Regions from separate parts of the Homo sapiens genome. Here all the other regions are linked to region 1. The links are chromatin contacts, found by Hi-C or POLR2A ChIA-PET in ENCODE. All regions are on one chromosome and are shown on one strand. The core of a region is the stretch at or near the end of the contact, and the rest is flanking DNA. Distances in the headings are between cores, read along the strand shown.

What was found. A loop is a pair of places that touch in the nucleus more often than their neighbours do. ChIA-PET counts read pairs that join two places held with the same protein, here RNA polymerase II (POLR2A). Pooled maps may share reads with other maps.
Region 2: a loop to region 1 is called in a map of cardiac septum, with 2.1 times the contacts of the local background. The contact joins two enhancer-like sites. A Hi-C loop is called at or near these places in 1 of 168 maps with a recorded cell type or tissue (cardiac septum) and 2 of 50 pooled maps.
Region 3: a map of right cardiac atrium shows a loop between it and region 1 (3-fold over the local background). The contact joins the promoter of TBL1XR1-AS1 here to the enhancer-like site in region 1. A Hi-C loop is called at or near these places in 22 of 168 maps with a recorded cell type or tissue (CD4-positive, alpha-beta T cell, CD8-positive, alpha-beta T cell, Right ventricle myocardium inferior and 11 more) and 8 of 50 pooled maps. POLR2A ChIA-PET finds 5 or more read pairs at or near these places in 1 of 52 experiments (CD4-positive, alpha-beta T cell).

The regions. Positions count from the first base shown.
Region 1 is chr3:178,318,755-178,322,006 of GRCh38, forward strand. All of the region lies in intron 2 of LOC105374235 (a long non-coding RNA gene), which reads right to left. Among named protein-coding and RNA genes, the nearest start is that of LINC01014, 99 kb to the right of the region's middle. RefSeq lists a silencer at 1,213-1,413. Within about 2 kb of position 1,762, at least 6 of the 41 ENCODE cell types and tissues checked have a DNase peak (open chromatin) inside an H3K27ac peak, as active enhancers do; they include dorsolateral prefrontal cortex, heart right ventricle and left ventricle myocardium inferior, where a contact is called at or near this core.
Region 2 is chr3:176,949,780-176,953,031 of GRCh38, forward strand. No RefSeq gene overlaps it. Among named protein-coding and RNA genes, the nearest start is that of TBL1XR1-AS1, 86 kb to the right of the region's middle. Within about 2 kb of position 1,537, at least 6 of the 41 ENCODE cell types and tissues checked have a DNase peak (open chromatin) inside an H3K27ac peak, as active enhancers do.
Region 3 is chr3:177,035,603-177,038,854 of GRCh38, forward strand. It overlaps TBL1XR1-AS1 (TBL1XR1 antisense RNA 1), which reads left to right and starts at 1,803. Exons shown (of 4, transcript NR_174966.1): 1 at 1,803-2,142; 2 at 2,760-2,848. TBL1XR1 (TBL1X/Y related 1) reads right to left here. Exons shown (of 16, transcript NM_024665.7): 11 at 2,711-2,832; 12 at 2,496-2,570. RefSeq lists an enhancer at 1,778-2,977.

The DNA.
Region 1 (3,252 bases), core at 512-3,011:
CTTACATGCTGTCATCTATGCCTTCAGGGAACTTAAAAAAGAAGTATTAGCCCTAGCAATGCATTCACCTATTTGGGTTATTCTCTACACAGAATAGAGTTTCATGACCCATGGCAGAATTTTATAACCGATTTAAGGAAGTTGTTCATCCCAAGAGGTCTTCTTTGCTTTGGGCTCCTTGATTCACATTTCTTGTAGCATGTGCTTACATCATCCTGGCTCGATTTAATAACCAATCAATGAAAAACTAGGCATGTCCCACAGATCAGCACTAGCAAGGATTTGCATCTTGCCTGCTTCACAGAAGTCAAAGTTCAGTTTATAAATTCATCATATAGGAATCTGAGTCCTGACAGCCAAGACAGAGTATAACCCCAGGAAGTAATTTATCTCCCCATCCCCACAGAGATGCTGTAGCTTCAATAACTGATAACAGAGCTGTGGGATAAGCAAGGCATTGGTCATAAATGGAATGTTCTAGTCTGGTGTTCCTCATTTAGGTGCTTTTTGACCTTTGGTGGCTTCTGACATCATGAAATGAGATACAGTCGCTACCTGCTAAGGGACAGAGTGAAGAGGGATGAGAGGAAGTCTCAGTGATTCTCTGCTCAGGTGATTTGCAATACCAGAAGCCAGAAACTGAACTTTCCCAGGAATCTCTCTCTCACCTGCCTGTTTGCTTGATACACCATTACAGCTGCTCCATTACAGTTGCTCAAGAAGAAATGGCTGAAATGGAGCTGTTGCCTCTAGCTGACCAGAATTGGAATGCTCATGTGACCATCTGACCTTTTCTGACAGATAAGACACAGTAATAAAAATAAGAATATGCTTCTCATGTCTGAGTGCGATATAATTTGCATAGCATTTTCAGACACATTTCTGAAGGAGATCCTCCCTGTAGCCCTGGGTGGGAATTGGAATTCGGATGAGGTTTTTCTTTTCCATTTATTTATTTTATTTTATTTTTAGATGACAGAACTTAAGCCCATTGTGCTTCTGCGATTTTCCCAGATTAACACAGGTATTAAGTGGTTGAGTCATTTCCAAGCATTTTTGCACAATTAGCTATTTGTCCTGTCCCTGTCTCCCTGTCCCCAAACCAAAGCAACTTATGTTTATTCAAATGAGGTAGAGATCTAGATGACCTTCCAGGACCCTTCCAATGACACGTATCAGTCACCATATTAATAGCAATATATCTCTCAGAACTAGCCCAAGGATTTAGTAGATTTCCAGATTACTTTGGAAGGAGCAATAATTATAGTCTTTTAGTTGGAACCAGAGAATCACACTCCAAGAAGATTATAAATGGTCATAACTTATATATTTATTTCACTCTGTTGTGCCAAGAGCTAGCAGCTTACAATCCAATAGGGAAGATAGATATTAAATGAAGAAGTACACAATGCCTTAATTCCTACAGTGCTATTTAAAGGATGACAATACTCCCCTGGATACCAGCTAATATATGTCAAACTTCTTATCAATAAACAAATCACAGATTGTTAAGAGAAAATCATGGCAGAAAATAAAGCCAGTTTTGTAGATCATGATTTTCTCTATTGTGGAGTTGATAGAAAAAAAAAAGAGAGTCTGTAAACTACAGAAAAAAAAATATAGCTGAAAAAGTAACCCTGTGGTCTTCTTGCTAGTCACCACTTAAGGAAGTAGAGATTTTTCCAGACCCTTCTGTCACTCTGGGCAGGTGACTGACTTATAACTCAGGTGTGCATTTGCCTGCTTAAATCTGCCTCAGTTCCAAACAGCTTGCCATGCTCTATATATAGAGATGACTTCACCCTCTGTTGGAATGCAGCAGCTGTTCAGCAGTGCACACTGATATGCTTCAGAGACTTAGGCCATATCTAATTGAGCACTTCAATACTGCAGAGATAGGCGCCTTGGAAATATTTAGATAAAATACCTTTGGCCAGATGGAAGCCGGCCAGGATACCAGCATAAAATCTTCATCTCACAGGACTGCTAGTGAGCCTTGGCGGGGGGCTCCATGGAGGGAGGTGGCATCAGGAGAGATGCCAGTCTGTCCTATCCACCCCCTGCACTGTAAACATGACACAAAGAATAGTAGGAAATAGGAGAAATCAGAATTTTGTTGCTTCCTCCTTCTCCCCTTGGCAGACCAAACACAGCCTACCCTCTGTGAAAACAATCTGAATGTTAATGGTGCCTCCATGTCAGGAAGCTTCCCAGTTGTAATATTCCCCCACAGGACTGTCCCTTCCCCTAGAGGCCAGATTGCCAGCCCTGGAAATTGGTTGGCAGGTATAGAATCAATGGTACTTTTTAAACATTTATTTGCCTAGGATTCATTGCTAATCTTGCTAGGAGAAGCAACCAGCTATCACAGTTGGCTGGGAACTGGCCAGAAAGCACTTCTGGCTTTGCTACCCATGGTCCACATGACTCCAGCAAGCCTGTGTTGTGCTGGATCTCACTTTTCCCATCTGTAAACTTTAGAGATTGGCAGATTTAACTTCAATTTCTCTTCCAGCTCTAAAAGAACCTGTGTGTGTCTTTCACGACACAACTCCCTCTCCCATTCTTTTTTCTTAGAAGAAAAAGAAAAAAAAAGAAAAAACATTAGCAGATGATAATGAAAACATCTTGCATTTGCATGTAATCTATTGTTTAGATAAATATATCCACCTTTAAGCCAAAGTAAGTGCTATTATTTTCATTTAGAAGAATCAACAGAAACACAGAGAAAATGAGTGGTTTGCCCAAATCAAGCAATTAGAAAGTACATTTGAACTGGGTCTCTGTCTTATCAATGATGAAGGGATCATTTACACAGTAATGCAATTGCCTATCTGGATGTGTCATTTATATGGACTCAGAAAAAATATCGAGGTTAGGAATAATAAGTATCTAGCTTTGGGTCTTATCTATGCTTGGATTTAGGGGTTTGGAAATAAAACACACAGTCTGGCCCTCCAGGTTCACAGTGCAGTAGGGGCACTGGCCTAGTTAACCAATGCTTGCCTGCCATACAATGTGGTAAAACACTGAATAGGACATCAAATTTATACTTGGAGCTTTAGAGGGCTGAAGTCAGGGGAGGCTTTGCAGAAATGTGTATGTGCTACCCAGGCAGAAAAGGATAGTGGAGCAGGGGGCAGACAGTGAAGAAAGTGCTAGGGAGGTTCTACAAACAAATAGTGTGTGAGTGACTGGAGTTTAGAATGCTTGTCATAAATACTGGGCCTTTCACATAGCAAGATACACAAC
Region 2 (3,252 bases), core at 287-2,786, 1.4 Mb before region 1:
GCATAAGGAAAAGAAAGACATTGACAACATGGAAAAAAAAAAAAAAAAAAGACCAGATCTTAAAAAGAAAAACTGGCCACGAGAAATTTTCATTGGTGAGAGAAGCCCAGAGATCTTTAAAATAAAGATGGCTACTCTTCCATTTTAAATTGTTTCCCATGCAGTGTTCTATTCTGAGATCTCCCTGCTGTATTAGTCAGCTAGAGCTGCCATAACAGATTACCACAGACTGAGTGGCTTAAACAACACAAATCTGGAGTCCAGAAGCCTAAGATCAAGGTGTTGGCAAGGTGGGTTTCTTCTGGGACCTCTCTCCTTGGCTTGGAGATGGCTTTTTCCTGGGTCTCCACATGTTCTTTTTCTCTGTGTGTCCATGTCCAAATCTCCCCTTCTTATAAGGACACATGTCATATTGAATTAGGGCCCATCTCAATTATTTCATTTAACTTTAATTACCTCTTTAAAGACCCTTATCTCTCAATGCGGTCTCATTCTGGGGTACTGAAGATTAAAACATAAACACATGAATTTGGGGTTAGGGGAATATGCAATTCAACTTCTAGCACCACCACCCACCCGCCCACACACATACACACACTTTATGCCAGACTTTCAGTAAAAATCTGCAAGATACACTGTCTTGGGTAAAAGAAATTGGTGGAAAATTAAAGACAAAGTTGTCTTCCATATATGGAATTAATGACAAAAATAGAAAAGGAAAAAAAATGGCCAGGAGGTGAGATGCAAACAGGGAATAAGAATTTAACAGAAGCAGGAAATCAAGGTTAGGAAAGCAAAGAAAAATGTGCCAGGAACAGTTTAACCCTACCCCCACCACAGAGATACTAGGATTCCCAACCAGATGTGGATTTGGCCTTGAGTGTATTTTGTTTTGTTTGTTGTGACTATTAAATGAATGATAAATCCTAAATCCTGGACATCTTTGGGTGACATGGTGATAACTGGTATGGCAATTTTTCAGTGAATTACCATTAAATCCCAGCCTATCTAATCACAGGTCATGCAACTCATTGCGGTAGAAATGTAGTCCAAATATTCATCTCTTGATTCCCAGCCCAGTTTACCATCCCTCATCATTAAAACAGAACTAGAGAGGATGACAAGGGCTAGAGGTGAAAACAACAGTGGGCCTCTCCTTGGATCCAAGGCAGCACAATGATTCAAAATCAAATGTGTGGCTGCCCAGGAGAGAAATTCAGGTGACTCACAGACGCTCTTTGACTCAGTCCTGTGTAATGGAATTTCAAAACAGGAATAACATTATTACACCTTCCAGCAATTCACAGCCAATATTTGCAATTAAAAATCACCGGGTTCTAGCCTTAAATAAGGCTGTTGAAGAACTTATGCTAATAAATGGCTCTCCTTCGCACTTACAAAATTATTCTAAGCCATTGGGAAAGGTCACTTCTGCTAACAGTGTACAAAAAAAAGATCTTCCCTTTGGTTCTAATTCTGGGTGAATGGCATGCCTGTGGGGCTGACTGACAGGACCCTGTGCCAGCATGGTGCCACATGCCAGCTGGTCAGTACAGCCAAGGAGCATACGTATGCTGGGCCCTGTATCAGCAGTCTCAGCTGGTCACTGACAAGGCAACCATGCTGAAGACATATTTTGCAATTTGGTCACACTAAAATTTGATTGCGTGTGTATGTGTGAGTCCATGTATGTTTAATGATATGAATCAATACAGTTTATTGGCAATTGTTTTTCAGACTGACAATAAGCAACACAAAAGCTCAAATAAATTGTTTCTCATCTCTTTGGAATCATGTGGAGCAAACAGGTGTAAAAAAGGAAAAGGAAAAACAGCCAAAAAAAGAGGACAGGTAAATGAGACATTTTACAGTACATTAAGGTGTGAGGCTGGCACTGCATTCTTACTAAAATACACACACACACAAATTGGGGCCTTATAGAGGAAAGAAAATAAATTTAATCTCCAGCTCGCCCAATGCAAATTCAAGGCATTCCATTCTTACTGTTCACTCCCAAAAGCTACAATCTGGCCAGTAGGACAAGAATTATGCAGGCATAAAAATATGGAGCAAAAATAAGGGAAGAAAATGGGTCCCTGAAAACCTTAAAGAAATGAAATATACTTTAAGAAATATTGGAGGGGTCTGGAAGCAGACACTGGAACAGCAACCAAATCAGTGTTCAGGTATCCAGGAAGCTGTTTGGGGTGGGAGGGAGTAAGGCTTACGAGGGCGGCCTGACCCCCAGGACGCCACGGGTCGAGTCGAGGAGTTAATGCAGGATGTTGCTGACCAGCAAGAACTTGCAGAGGAGATTTTAACAACGATTTCAAGACCTGCAGGGTCTGGAAGAGTTTGACAAGAATGAGCTCATAGCGGAATTAGAAGAACTCATCTCACTTCAAAGCCATAGGGCTGCATCACTGCTTCCTCTACAGAGTCTGCACAGGGGAGGGGAAAACTGGCCGGGGCAGGGGGCAGTAAGCAGAGCAGCAGATGCCTGCTGTTTATGATGTTGAATTATATAAAATAAACTGTATTTGCAAATCCAACATTTAGCTTCTGGGCTAGATATCATAACTTCACTGCTGAATCCTCAATGGAAAGAGCCACTTGTTTGCACTTGAAGGTGTCTGAAAATGTCATCTCTGTCCTTTTAAGACAGGCAACTTGTTCCACGTTTCTCTGTCAGACTTGTATGGTACTGGAAGAAAAGCCATTTTTTAAAAGTCATAGACCTTCCCTTGTCCTTAGCTGTAATAATACATCTGATTTTGGTTTCCTAAAGAGTTGTATTTCTCTTCAACCCTGTATGTACCTCTCTTGCCCACTCCTCATTCCCACTCCACTGGTCTTTCGGAGTTTGTGATTCTTATTTGAAATTGACAATATTCTCTTGAGAGCAAGTAAGATTGTTAGAATTAAATTGCAGCCATAGAGTTTTTAAATATAATTCTAAGGTCCTTGAGGCTGTTTGTAGTAACTGCTAGATAACTTGTTGGAAACATGTGCACACATTTGTATTCAAATGAAATTATAGTTTGCACTATCATCTATTAAATATCTTGATTAATTTTTTAAGAAAAGGAAAATATTGGAAAACCCCAAAAAGCAATTTTATTTTGTTTATTTATTTATTTATTTTGAGACGGAGTCTCGCTCTATTGCCCAGGCTGGAGTACAGTGGCTCAATCTCGGCTCACTGCAACCTCTGCCTCCCAGGTTCAGGTGATTCTCCTGCCTCAGCCTCCC
Region 3 (3,252 bases), core at 553-3,052, 1.3 Mb before region 1:
GGGGTTTCACCATGTTGACCAGCCTGGTCTTGAACTCCTGACCTCAAGTGAACTGCCCACGTCGGCCTCCCAAAGTGCTTTAATTATAGGCATGAGCTGTGGCAACATGGGGGCACTAGCTGTGGGTGTCTGCCTGCAGACCCTGACCCAGCAATGGATGAATAAAGTACACTAACACACAGATATCCTGTTTCGCCAGTCCAGCTGAGGGTGTCCGAGCCATTTACAGACTCCCTGGAGAGTTCTGTAAACAGTTGCGACCATGGCCCTATCCGCTAGTGAGACTCAAATTTATTCAGTAAGATTAATTCACAAAGGCTTGAGTCAACACCATTAGAGGGTAACTGACATTGTGGACTTCCCAAGTAAAAAGCACTTAAGCACCCATGGCACATCAAAGGTTAGTCTTAATATTATATGAGTAAACAAGCTAGCTAGGTAAACTACCCTGCCTTCCTTTATTACTAGTTTAATTTGTTTAACTAAAGGTAAAGGAACCAGGCCGCGTTCAGCCAGATCTATTACTGAAGTTACTTCTCAGTTTTCCAAGAAGATATGTGTCTATTTCTATAACTATCTCTAATATTTTTCCCACCAGCCTGATTGAACCCCAACAGTGAACCACCAGGCCTGGCCATGCCCAAGGATTTTAAAGACCACCTATCTGCTGAGAATTCCCAGTTTTTAATCTTGAGCTTACAGTTCTCTAAGCATCAGTCCCACCTATCTCCTCCATTCGCATGACTCAGCGTCACCTTCTCATTCCATCTGGCATTCCCTCTTCTCAGAAAACGGCCCATTACACATTATCCATCCATCCTAGTTTTTGCTTTAAAATCCTTTGTGACATTTAAACATTCTTAGGATGAAGAAAAGCTCTCTAACAATTTCTAGTTTTAACCTCTCTCCAGCTTCAACTCAATATGTGGCACAAGGCCCTCTGGACACTGCCCTTCTGTCATTTCCTCATATGTGTCACACACAGTTCCAGAAGAAGTTTTTTTCATGTTATAAGCATTAATACGTGTGCACATAAGGAAAAGCCAAAGATGAAAGCATTAAGAAGAGTATTAATACTAGCAATTTTGTAAGGGAGCCCAGACTTAAGAAGAACTGTCTAAAAACATAGCAGATACTTAAAGGAGAAAACCTCACAAGTTTCGCAAAGTTAAATTTAATCTGTTCATAGTAGCAGGAAAATCAGTTTTCCCTCATGATTTTCATATCTGTAACGGTCATCACATCTGCAGTCCTTGGTACTGCAAAGTCAAGGATAAAACTGTTTTCAGTAGAGGGTTAGCTGTTGCAGGAGAGGGCTCAAAGCTTCATTTATTTTGGAAATAAGTATTACGTTGTTCTTTATCTCCAAATGCTTTTTTCCCCAAATGAGGAATCTGGTGTGCTTAGGTGCGAGACAGCAGTTTTGCTTTTAGTCATACAACAAGAAAAACAGAGATCCATGTTGAGATGTGGATGTTGGTATGTCAACTAGGCTCGCTCACTGAGAGATTCTCTGCTATGTATCAGTTTCCCAGCAATGGTGATACATAGTCATACCACAGCAAAATCAAATTAATACAACGCAAAGAATTCCAATCAAATCCATGAATGCTACAAAGATTTTGAGTACTTATTAAGTCAAATCTTTACATATGCAAATAAACTTTAATTGCAAATAAACTTTAATTGCCTCAACATATGACTTTCTAATGGTGAAGACAATTTATAGCATGACCTTTCTTACTATTGGTGATGTCTAATTTTATCTGTCTTCTTGACTGAGTCACAGGGTACAGATATTTGGTGAGACATTATTTCCGGCTGTGTCTGAGGGTGTTCCCAGTTGAGACAGGCATTTAACTTAGCTGACTGAGAAAAGCAGACTGCCACCCTCCCCAATGGGCGGCGGGGGGGGCATCACTCAGTCCAGTGAGGCTCTAAACAGAACAAAACCGCCAAGGAAGCAAGAATTCTCTGCCTCAGCCTGACTGCTGAGTTGGTATATTGGTCTTCTGCTCTTGGACTGGGACTTACACCATTGGCACTCCTTCTCTGGCCCTGGAATGGAACCACACCTCCATCTTTCATGGGTCTCCAGCTTGTAGACAGCAGACTGTGGGACTTCTCAGCCTCTATAATCACGTGAGTCAATTTCTCACAGTAAATCTCTCATCCATCCATCCATCCATCCATCCATCCATCCATCTTCTTATTGGTTCTGTTTCTCTGGAGAGCCCTAACTAATAGGGTATCATATGTCTCATTGTATCACAAGCCATCATTTTAATATAATTTGCTACATTCAAATAGTTTTATGTATTTCAGAAAAGAAACTATAAAATTTAAAAAACAATGGTTAGCCATTTAAAATGTTGGAGTTTTCATGCAGGTACAAACACTCCATGTAAGACAGACATTCTAAATGGTCTTAAAATGGCCAGAGCAACCATACTGTGTGACACCGCCAACCCATTTCTCCCTACTAAGCAAATTACCTTTAAAGTCATGTCGTCAGAACAGGAGGCCAAGAGATTGCCAGTTGGGTCCCATTTGATAGCATTTACTTCATTCTAAAAATAATAGTAAATATTCACATTTTCATTGTATAGACTGGGTAGCTACTTGAATATTAAACATACATACTTTAAAACTATTCTGAAACATTACTTGTTAATCATGACCACTTTAATGTGGAAAAAAGGTTTCTTACCGTATGTCCTTGGAATGTTTTAATAGGTCTGTCTTGTCCTAATTTACAGACATGAATGCACATATCTGTACTACAAGAAGCAAAGGTGTTGTTGCTCTGCCAATCAACATCCAATGCTGGTGCTGCAAAGGAACAAAGGTTAGATTTGCTTTTATTCCACATGTACTAAAATCCAAGAGTTTTAGCTTTGAACCATTGTTGACTAATAAAATATACTAACAGGCACTTAAACATTTTACTTTATACTTTTTAAGATATTAAGAAAAAATTAAAATAAAAGTATCTATATACAACAATATTAACAAATTTCAATTTAGTTATTTCTAGGTGAGACAGACCCTAAGAGAAAGTACACTGGCCTAGTAACTGGGAGATGAAGGTTCCTGAGAGCTGGCTCTGTGGGTCTTGGGTTCTCTTTTATAAAATGATAAAATTAAATGTGATGATATCATGCTTTTCATTTCTAAAATCTGTGAGTGTTCAATGGACAAGAAGCCTCGGTTCTGTCACTGCATAATTAGTGGACACAAGCAAGTCACTTA